Regions from separate parts of the Mus musculus genome. Here region 2 is linked to region 1. The links are chromatin contacts, found by Hi-C in ENCODE. All regions are on one chromosome and are shown on one strand. Each heading gives the region's core, a stretch centred on a gene start or an enhancer-like site at or near the end of the contact. The rest is flanking DNA. Distances are from core to core; before and after follow the strand shown.

Evidence for each region. Hi-C counts contacts between places; a loop is a spot of excess contacts on that map.
Region 2: a loop to region 1 is called in a map of T-helper 1 cell, with 5 times the contacts of the local background. The contact joins the promoter of Dmac1 here to the promoter of Kdm4c in region 1. A Hi-C loop is called at or near these places in 2 of 37 maps with a recorded cell type or tissue (T-helper 1 cell and regulatory T cell).

What each region holds. Positions count from the first base shown.
Region 1 is chr4:74,248,680-74,253,520 of GRCm38, forward strand. It overlaps Kdm4c (lysine (K)-specific demethylase 4C), which reads left to right and starts at 3,200. Exons shown (of 22, transcript NM_144787.2): 1 at 3,200-3,407.
Region 2 is chr4:75,276,052-75,281,174 of GRCm38, forward strand. Dmac1 (distal membrane arm assembly complex 1) reads right to left here and starts at 2,241. Exons shown (of 2, transcript NM_025849.4): 1 at 1,930-2,241; 2 at 1,300-1,718. The coding sequence starts at 2,200. The coding sequence ends at 1,654.

The sequences.
Region 1 (4,841 bases), core at 1,950-4,449:
TATTACTGGGCATGCATATTTTACTTAGATTTGCTTTTTTTTTTTTTTTTTAATAAAAACATTTGTCACTAGGCAATGGTGGCGCATGCTTTTAATCCCAACACTTGGGAGGCAGAAGCAGGCGGATTTCTGAGTTCAAGGCCAGCCTGGTCTACAGAGTGAGTTCCAGGACAGCCAGCACTACACAGAGAAACCCTGTCTCTAAAAACCAAACCAAACCAAACCAAACCAAACCAAACCAAACCACACCACACCACACCACACCAAACCAAACCAAAAAAACCCCAAAACCCCAAACATTTGTCACACTTTTTTCTTTACATAGACACATATATGTGCACCCTCTATTTACAGTTCTCTCTCCTTCCTTCTTCCCTTCCTTCCTTCCTTTTCTTTCTTAAACCCAGGATATCTCTTCAGTTACTTTTAATTTAGACTAGCTCCTGGACTTTCCCCTCCCTCCCTCTCTCCCTCCCTCCTTCTCTCTCTCTTCCTTCCATTCTTTATTACTTTCCTTCTTTCTTAAGACAGGGTCTTACTATTTAGCTCCAGTTAACCTATATATAGCCAGGTTGGCTTTGAACTCAAGGTGAACCACCTGCCAAGTAGCTGGTACCATAAAGGGTTGTGGCACTATGCCCAACAAGTCTTGAAAAAAACTTCTGTTTTTTGTTTTGTTTTGTTTTTGAAACAATGTTTATCTTTGCACCCCTGGCTGTCTTGAAACTCCGTCTGTAGACTAGGCTAGGCTGGCCTTGAACTCAAGAGATCCCCCTGCTTCTGCATCCCTAATGCTAGGATGCAAAGCATACTACCAACCCCCCACTCCCCACGCCCGCCCCAGGGTGTGTGTGTGTGTGTGCACAGACGCAGCACTTTTGACATTGACTTATATTTCGGTTATACAGAGATGAGGAAAGCTCTTTTCTTTTCTTTTCTTTTCTTTTCTTTTCTTTCTTTCTTTCTTTCTTTCTTTCTTTTTCTTTTCTTTCTTTCTTTCTTTCTTTCTTTTTTTTTTTTTGTTTTTTGTTTTGTTTTTTGTTTTTTTTGAGACAGGGTTTCTCTGTATAGCCCTGGCTGTCCTGGAACTCACTCTGTAGACCAGGCTGGCCTCAGAAATCCGCCTGCCTCTGCCTCCCAAGTGCTGGGATTAAAGGTGTGCACCACCACGCCCGGCTGGAAAGCTATTTTCTTATGTTATGTTTTAAGCACACCTTCCCAGACTACACTTTTACTCATTAGTCTCATTATTCTCTTTTGTTTCCAAGGCAGTCTTGCTTTTATTTTCACCCCATTAATATGTATGCAAAGTGTGTGGTGTGTGTGTGTGTGTGTGTGTGTGTGTGTGTGTGTGTGCAATGTCTAGGGCCCATAAAAGAGATCATGAAGTCTTTGTCTCTCTCAGACTGCAACTGGGGATATACTTCTATCTCACTCCCCTCTCCTTCATTTCTTTTGAGACAGGGTTTCTCACATATATCCCTGCCTTTCAGCAACTCACACTGATCTACACTTGTAAATCAAATTGGCCTTGTATTTAGAGATCTGCCTTCCTTGTCCCCCAAGTGCTAGGATTAAAGGTGTGTGCCAGTACGTTGGCCTTGATAATCTCTGCTTAGCAAGGATAATAAGAGTACTTATTCATTGAACTATTTCAATTATTTAATAATAGATGTGCAATCTTTGTAGTTCACAAAACGCCCTAAAATTTAAGATATGTAACTATAGTTTTAGTATATTCAATTGCTTTGGAGTATGGTTGCCAATCTCTATAATATCCACATTGAAAAATTACCAGTTGACTATATATAAGTTAAGTAAGTTTAGAATTGTATTTTTCCAAACCCTAAGCTGTGTTTTATTATTATTATTATTTTTTTATTATTATATCTAAGTACACTGTAGCTGTCTTCAGATGCACTAGAAGAGGGCGTCAGATCTCATTACGGATGGTTGTGAGCTACCATGTGGTTGCTGGGATTTGAACTCAGGACCTTCAGAAGAGCAGTCGATGCTCTTTACCACTGAGCCATCTCTCTAGCCCCCAAGCGGTGTTTTTCCAGTCAAAGAAATATGGTGGTTAGATCTCATTATCTTTCAGTTAATTAACCATATCCCATCTGTCTTTACAGTGCTCCCCCTAAAAAAAAAAAAAAGAAATAAATTAAAAAAAACACATTTAAGTACATTTAAATAGTTATGTTGAGCTTTTTTTTTTTAAAGAGGTGATCAGTTTTTGAGACAGCATATCATGTAGCCCAGTCTAACTTCAGGTCTATGATGTGTTGAGAATGATCTTGAATTTCTAGTCCTCTGATCTCTGTTCCAAGTCCTGGGTTATAAGTATGCACCACATTCATTAGAAATCCTTGTTTTCTAACAACACGTAAAATGATGGTCCTGTGTGCTCACTTTTGTATATGCCTGGTCAGTAACTAGAAGAAATGCAACAAAAAAACCCAGATAGGAACTGTGGGACAGTAAAACCTGTTTAGCCTTTGCAAAACGCTTAGTGTTTAGGCACCTATCTGGAAGTAAGAGTTTGAGATCTGTGTGATTCCTCTGCGGTCTTGGAAGTCAGATTTACACAGACGTGTAGGAAGGTAACTCAATTCAGGATCCCTAATCAAGATTTCTCTAGTCTTTAAGTATTAGACCTTTTTGCTCAAGGGCAGGCTTGGTTGCTAGGAATTTGGGAACACTGCTCACTTGGGATCTCCGACTGAAGTAGGCTCAGAGGTGCAGCCCACTGGTTGGTGTACCGGCACAGGACAATGTCATCGTGAGTCTGGCCTTCCTGACCACCTCCACTCGAGGTAAAAATCAGCCAGCCGTTCTTGCACCGAGGGTTGCCATAGACTCGCACCGAGTCCCTGCAGGCGTGTTCGTGTACTATTTTATTTCAGGTCCAGCCCCTGTGGGAACCTAGTGAGTGATCCGACAAAGATCTGTTGCGCACCTGCTCCTTCTGCTTCGTCAGTGTTTTTCCTCCTTTGAGAAAGAAGAGGCGAGCTTGTCCCCAAGGCAAAAGGAAATACAGCACGGCAAGCGTAGACTAGGCAAGAGGCGGAAGTCTCGGCTTCAAGTCGGGCACCTTTAAGCAGTTTAGAGACCCACGTGACCCAGAGAGCGCCCGGCCCAGCGGTCACGTGGGGGCGCGTGCGCCACACGCAGGCAGAGGCAGCCCGCACAGCCTGCGCGCCCGCGCCGCCTCCCGCCCACCTCCGAGCCGGGAGGGAGGGGAGCGCGGCGGAGGGATTCCGTGGTGGCGCCCCGTGCGCGTGCGCAGCGAACAGCTGTCACCCAGTGCGGAACAAGTCTTCCAAAGATTCCCAAAACCCTCAGGGGAGGCCGCACTTTTCATCCCTTTCATTCGGGTGGCGTCTGGACCTCCGCCAGCGGCGCAGGTAACCTCTTCTTGGTCGGGACGGAGCGGGAAGGGTGGCGGCCTCGGTCCGGTCTTCGCAGGGCAGCACGGGCCTGGGCGCTCCGCGGTGCAAAGCAGTCAGCTGGGAGGGAGGAGGCGGCCCTGACAGTCCATTCTGGCCCTCGGGATTCGGGAGCTCGCTCGCCTGCCTCCCGGGAGCCGATCGGAGGTGCTGTTGCTCCGGACTGCCACGCCTGTGTGGTCTGGGGCGCCGACCGACCCCTCTGCGGCCGACTCCAGGAAGGCCGGGCCTGTGCGTCCTCCGAGCCTCCCTTGGGTCGGGATGTCCGGATCCGCGAGGTAGCAGGTAGCCCGACCCTCACTCGGGTTCGTTCTTGGCCCTAGCAGATGATCTTTCCCTTTTTCTTTCCTCCGTCTTGAGGCCATTTCTTTGTGCGGTTCCTGGGGGGAGCCATGATGCGGGGTAGACAGTGGGCGCTTAATAGATGCGACTTCGTTGCGGCATGTGAACTGCCAGGGAGAGAGGGCGTGTTGTGCGATGGGAATGCCAAGAAGGCAGGCGGTCTAGCTCGGGCTGGAAGTTGGTGTTCTCTGCTCAGCAGTGAAAGCAGCTGGACTCAGTTCTGAGGATTTTCTTGGGGACCCAGAAGGCAGCCGCCGGTGTGGCTGAGCCCGCAAGCTCGCACGTAGTCAGTCAGGTGCTCTGAGAGAAGACTTGGAAGACTTGACCAACTTTTTTTTTTTTTTTTTTTTTTAAATCTTGGACTCAGTACGGTCACTCACACTTGGTGATTTACCTAGTACTGCTTAGAAAGCTTACGTTAGAAATGAAGCAATTCGGAACCCGGGAGACGCTTTTGATAGGCTCGGTAAGCTTAGGTTAGCACCAATCTTTGCTGTATTTCACCCACTTGAGTTTTGCGTTTAAAAAGGGCGGAAGGGAGTGGAGCCTAACTCTTTCTATGGGAAAAGTTATTAGTATTCTAATTTAAAAGTGTGATGGTTAAAACTTTTGGTATTTTTGGTTGTTTTTTGAGTCAGGGTCTTATATGTAGTCCTGCCCAACTTAGAACTCTGTATGGTAGCTAACCTGGTGCTCCAGGAAATCCACCTGCCTCTGCATCACCAGTGCAGGGATTCCTGCTGGTCATATTTCTGCACTGCTACTGGTTATTTGTTCTCTAAAATTTACGGTCCGTTCCCACCGCCTGGAATATATAGCTCAAGTGGTAGGGCCAATGCTTAGTATCTGAACACCTTAAGTTCGGTCTCTAAGATTGAAAAAGAAAAAAAAAGAAAAAGGAAAAAAAAGTTCGTTTTTAAAATTTAAAAATTTTTTTTTACTATTGAGCATGTTCACTAATGTTTTCTTAAAGCTTGCTGGCCTGGTAACCTATCATGCTTTGTTTTGGAATGCACTGCCTAGTTAAGTAGTTTTAGGACCTCCTTCCCA
Region 2 (5,123 bases), core at 991-3,490, 1.0 Mb after region 1:
ATAATCATTAATCAAGAAAATATCCCAGATTTGCCCATAAGCAATCTAAAAGGGGATTTTCTTTTTTAAATTGAAAACACTAGTGTCAGGTTGAGAAAAACCAAACAATAAATAAATAAATGGCACCATTACAGTCATTATAGACAATTTTCTGATATACTCAGAAACAAACAAAAAAACAAAATTCACTTCATTACTTTAAGATTTTTAAGATTCCTACCTATACTTATGCAAGTAGTCCTAATTAAACTCGGTGTATCATTAAAAAAAAAAAAAAGACAAGAGGGGAACTTATTGAAAGGAAGGGTTGCAGAGGTAGCTAAGCAGTTGAAAGAATAGCATGAGAGGTATGATCAAAATAATTCATATTCAATGTATAGAATTCAAGAATATTAAAGTAATAATTATTAAGTATTTTCTCTCTTGGTGATATAAATAAATGCAGATTTGGCACTCCTTCTTTGCAGATTCTTTAGTCTCCAAGACCAGGGCTGAGGATATTACAGTCAGGGCTAAGACACGAGGGTTTTATAGACCTCAGGAGATGGTGTGTTGGCCAGGAGCTGGGGCTGTGTCCATGTATGGAGGGTCAAAAGCTGGATATACTGGCGGGCACTTGAGTGGGCTGGCCATGTCAGAAAGGCAGGCTGCATCGGCTCCCAGATATGTAGAACTGGGTTTTGGGTGCTATTCTTTGTGAGTTTTCCCAGTGCATGCAGGGTTGGTAGAAGGAGGTAGATGGGGTTTCCCAGCTTGTATAGAGGTTCCAGCTGAACAATATTATCTGCTCAAAATAGTAGTCAAAACTTGTAAACTGGTACTGAACTTCATAGTCCTTTTCTGCTTTGAAGAACCACCTAAATAAACATGCTTGCAGAGAAGCCTCAGTATTAGTTGACAGTAAGCATACATTACTTTTATAACTTTTTAAAGCCCTTATAAACTCATCCTAAATATCTACGGAAAAAGCCATCAGCAGATTTTTCTTTTGGAATTTTTCTCAAATATTTTCATTTACATCTTTTATTACATACTGACATTTAATGTATAAAGGAACTCCTGGCTCTCTGAAACTAAGTCAGCTGTGAAAGACAGAACTAGGAAGAAAAATTTGCTCCATCACTGAACGGATGAGCCACTAAAGGACACCCAATGGCTAGGTCCAAGGCTTTCAGATGCAATAATATAATCAGGGGTGGACTTGAAGATAATTTGGAAAGTTTGAAAAACTCTCATGTACCTATTTAGGGTTAGGTTGCCAATAACTGTTGATATGTTTAGAAAAATTAAAAGAACTACTTATTATTTAAAAAATAGTTTATTTTGCTGTTGGTTTATCATTTATCCCATTTTAATATGTTCTCAAAAACGTTATCTTTCAGTATAAACTGAACAGCACATAACCTCCCTGGACAAGACAGAGAACCATGTTTGCTTCCAAGGGGTTTATTTGTCTCTTTATAATCTGAGAGGGGGTAAACCGTAAGCATCCATGGCCAAAGAATGACAGCTCATATCTTCACAATCTTCTCGGTATGTCCTTACAGTTAAGTACATCCTTGGCCGTGTGTGCAACGAATATCCACCAACCCAACGCTTGTTCTGTCTGCCCAGAAGCCAGTGATGATAGACAACAATGAACTGCTGGTATTTTCAAATAACTGGGTGGCTCTTCCCTTTGGGGTCTACCAGAACAACTACACCCCAACAGGCAATACCTGAAAAAAAGAACAAGAAAAAAAAGTGCCTTTTGTATATTACATTTTAGTTTACCCAGTGCTCTGCATAAAGCATTTTATTTAACCCTCTCATGGTTGAAGAAGAAAGGTCGATCATTCGGTAATCTTTCTTACAGGGCCGTGAGGGGAAAGGCGTCCCAGTAATCACCCACCCCACCCCACCCCTCACGCTGTCCCCGCTCCTGCTCACTGATGCCGATGACCATCTGCAGAACGGTGCCTGGGCCAGGTGGGATTCCTTGCTTCAGGGGCCGCCTGGCCACCAAATAGACGTAGGTGCCCGCCCCGAAGAGTGTAGAGCCCGACAGCACGCGACAACTCCAGCAGGTTTTTAACTCAGGGTCCCGGGCGGGGGAGGCCGGCACGGCGGATTTCGCGGGTGGGTTCGCGGGAACCGCTGTGGAAACAGTTGGGGGGGCAGGAGCGGAAAACTCGGTACTCCCCGAAAAAGAGGACCCCATGTCAGAAGAGTGCACAGCGAGCCGAGCCTTCACTTTGAAATGCTGTAAAATGCTGCCGGAAAGCAGCACGCTGACGTAAAAGCCGCCGCGCTTCTGGGAAATGTAGTTGCAGCAGGAGCCGGGCGGAACAGGGCGGAGCTGCAGCCGCCTCAGAGGCTTGTGTAATCCAGAAGTTCAAAAGTCAAGGCTGCCTCATCCCGGTGTGTTAGAAACTGTTTTATACTACTTTATGAAAGTATAGATTTCAGTCTTCTTAAAGAAAAACTGTGGATCTCTAAGCTTCCCGACTAACACAAACTAAGGTCCTGGCATGAAGTCTAATCAACAGAGATTATATTCTAAGTAATTGTATGTTCTTACCCAAGTGCTTACCTATTGCAATTCTGTGTATTCTGCCGTTTCTCAACATACTCGTTTCCTAGTACAAGATAGACCAGTAAAGGCTCAAAGTTTTCACATTGTACTTACTTTGAAAGAAATATACAGATATAATCAAGATATTAAAAATGTGTTTGAATTACCTGGATACTCTCTTTGTTTATTAAGGTTGTGCTCTCAATTGTGTCATATTTATGATTTTAATTCTCATAAAAAAAATTAGGTGCAAACTCAGGTTAATGACTTTTTTTTACACTTTTGCATTTTTATCCTGTCAGATGAGCTTTAAAGGGCCGAGGAGATGGTTCTGTGGTTAAAGTGCTTGCTCTGCGGGCAGGAAATGTAAGATAAGTTCAGATGCTCAGAACCCACAGAATGTTGAGTGGGTATGGCAGGGCATCTATAATTCTCAGTCAGAACAAGGAGATGAACTACAAGAGAAACAGTTTAGCTACATTAGCCACGATCTGAGTTCTGGATTCAGGTGGAGTGCTTGCCTTAACATATAACGTGAGAAGCATTCAAGAGAGACTCTAGACAGTAATCCCTGGTATCCAGAGGCAACTGGGACCATACACACATCTGTACCCACACATGCAAACACATATACATGCACAACACACACATGGAAAACAAAAGACTGCATCTTTCTGACTGTGTCTTTGCAAAACAACAGGTGTCACCAACTCCAGTCTCAGCTCGCTTTTCATTCTCTCTGCTTACAGTTGGCTATCTATTTCTTGTGCTTGCTGTTCTCAGGAGGATATTGGTAAAAACTAAATTCTTATGTAGCAGTTTCCTCTAAACTGACACCTTCTAACCTGAAGGGAGGCTCCTAAAGACCCAGGAATGAAAGGAAACATAGAAGGTTCAAAAAACAAATTCATCATTTCCTAAAAACAATATTCAACCCTAAGGTTATATACACAATAAAACTTGGGCAGAGGGGACTGTGACCTACAGAGTTGGCATCCAAATTGAGCAAAGTGCCCCAGAGATTCAGCTTTCATGAGTAACCCCCATACTGGGTCAGCCTTTCAGCAAAATAGTCACCCTTGGTTCAGGAAACAGCTCAGTAAATTTCCTGGTTCACTAAGCTAAGCTTAGAATTGTTTCAGTGCTAGTAGGTTGTCCACAAGTGCCCTGTCTGGGATTAGTAAATGTTTGTTCTTGTCTCCCAAGGAAAAGTCATATAAGAAAATGTTATTTTTGAGTTTAGGTGGTTTCTTTTATAGAAAACGGGTAAAAATGGAGCAACAATTTTCAAAAGATTTTCTCATTCTGATTAACATTTAAAATGTTTTTGTTGAAGAGGAATTTAATATTTAAATTTCTCAAATAAAATGTGATATTTGGAAAGGATAAAATGTAAAAATAAAGAAGTAGTTAAATAGGTCAAAACAAAATTAAAGGAAACTGGAATAATATGTGTGTGTGTGTGTGTGTGTGTGTGTGTGTGTGTGTGTGCATGTGTATAGAGGATAGAAATAAATTATGCATGCTTTCTGTGGATACCTATATATCTATACATATATTTAATCAAATGCCTCCATGTGTTACATCATAGAAAAAGATATGTTAGGAAAGTTTTAATTTTATACCTTTGTGCTACATATATTTGTGATGTGCCAGCAATGAAACAGAGGCTATTTATTATAATTGCTGGTACTCAGAATTCTTCATATGTAAAAATGAGTTTGGGATCAGGTGCTAACTTTCCTGATTGAAAACTTTGACTATTAAGAAGCTCTTTTCAATTAGCATTCTGCTACATAACTTTCCAGATGATTCAACAGAATTTCATTTTAGAAATTCATGATTTCTGTTGTTCCTTTTCACTATGTCTTCCATTCTACATATAACATTTAATTTTTTTATGTAGCAGAGGTTAAGACATGTTTAAATTATATATTCCCGAGTAAAAAATATGCATGCTAGAATTATGCATGATTATTATTTGTATATTATATGTTACATGTTTCTTTTTTTTTTTATCATGTTTGAGACCGAGCATCCCTGGCTGCTACAGGCAGATGGCAGACAGGTATAGTTAAGGAACAATTATTCTGTTATTCTGAGCAGGGGGAATGACAACACAGCATATGTAAATATGTTAACTTTAAAGTATAAAGCAAATAATAGAAATATAAATTTTAGTACCTTATTATTATAGTACATTGGACTTTATATAGTGTGTACTTTGAAATTACTTTATTAATATTTTATGCTCAAGGTTAGCTTTCGTAGTGCAGTCATTAAAGAATATACTTTTAATTTGATATATATATATATATATATATATCTCAAGTAGGCTTCTTTTATGTAGCAGAGAAAACCACTACATAAAGACACAACTGACCAGAATAGAGAAAACAAGTGACTGTTGTGCCTGAAATGATATATCTAAAATATACCTCTATACTAGGGCTCAAGGAACATCACAGAAGAACGGGCAGAAAAATTGAAAGACAGAGGAAAGAAAGTTTGCTGAAAAGTTGTGTTTTCTATAGATGACAGGGAAGCCTCGACATTATGATTGTCCAAA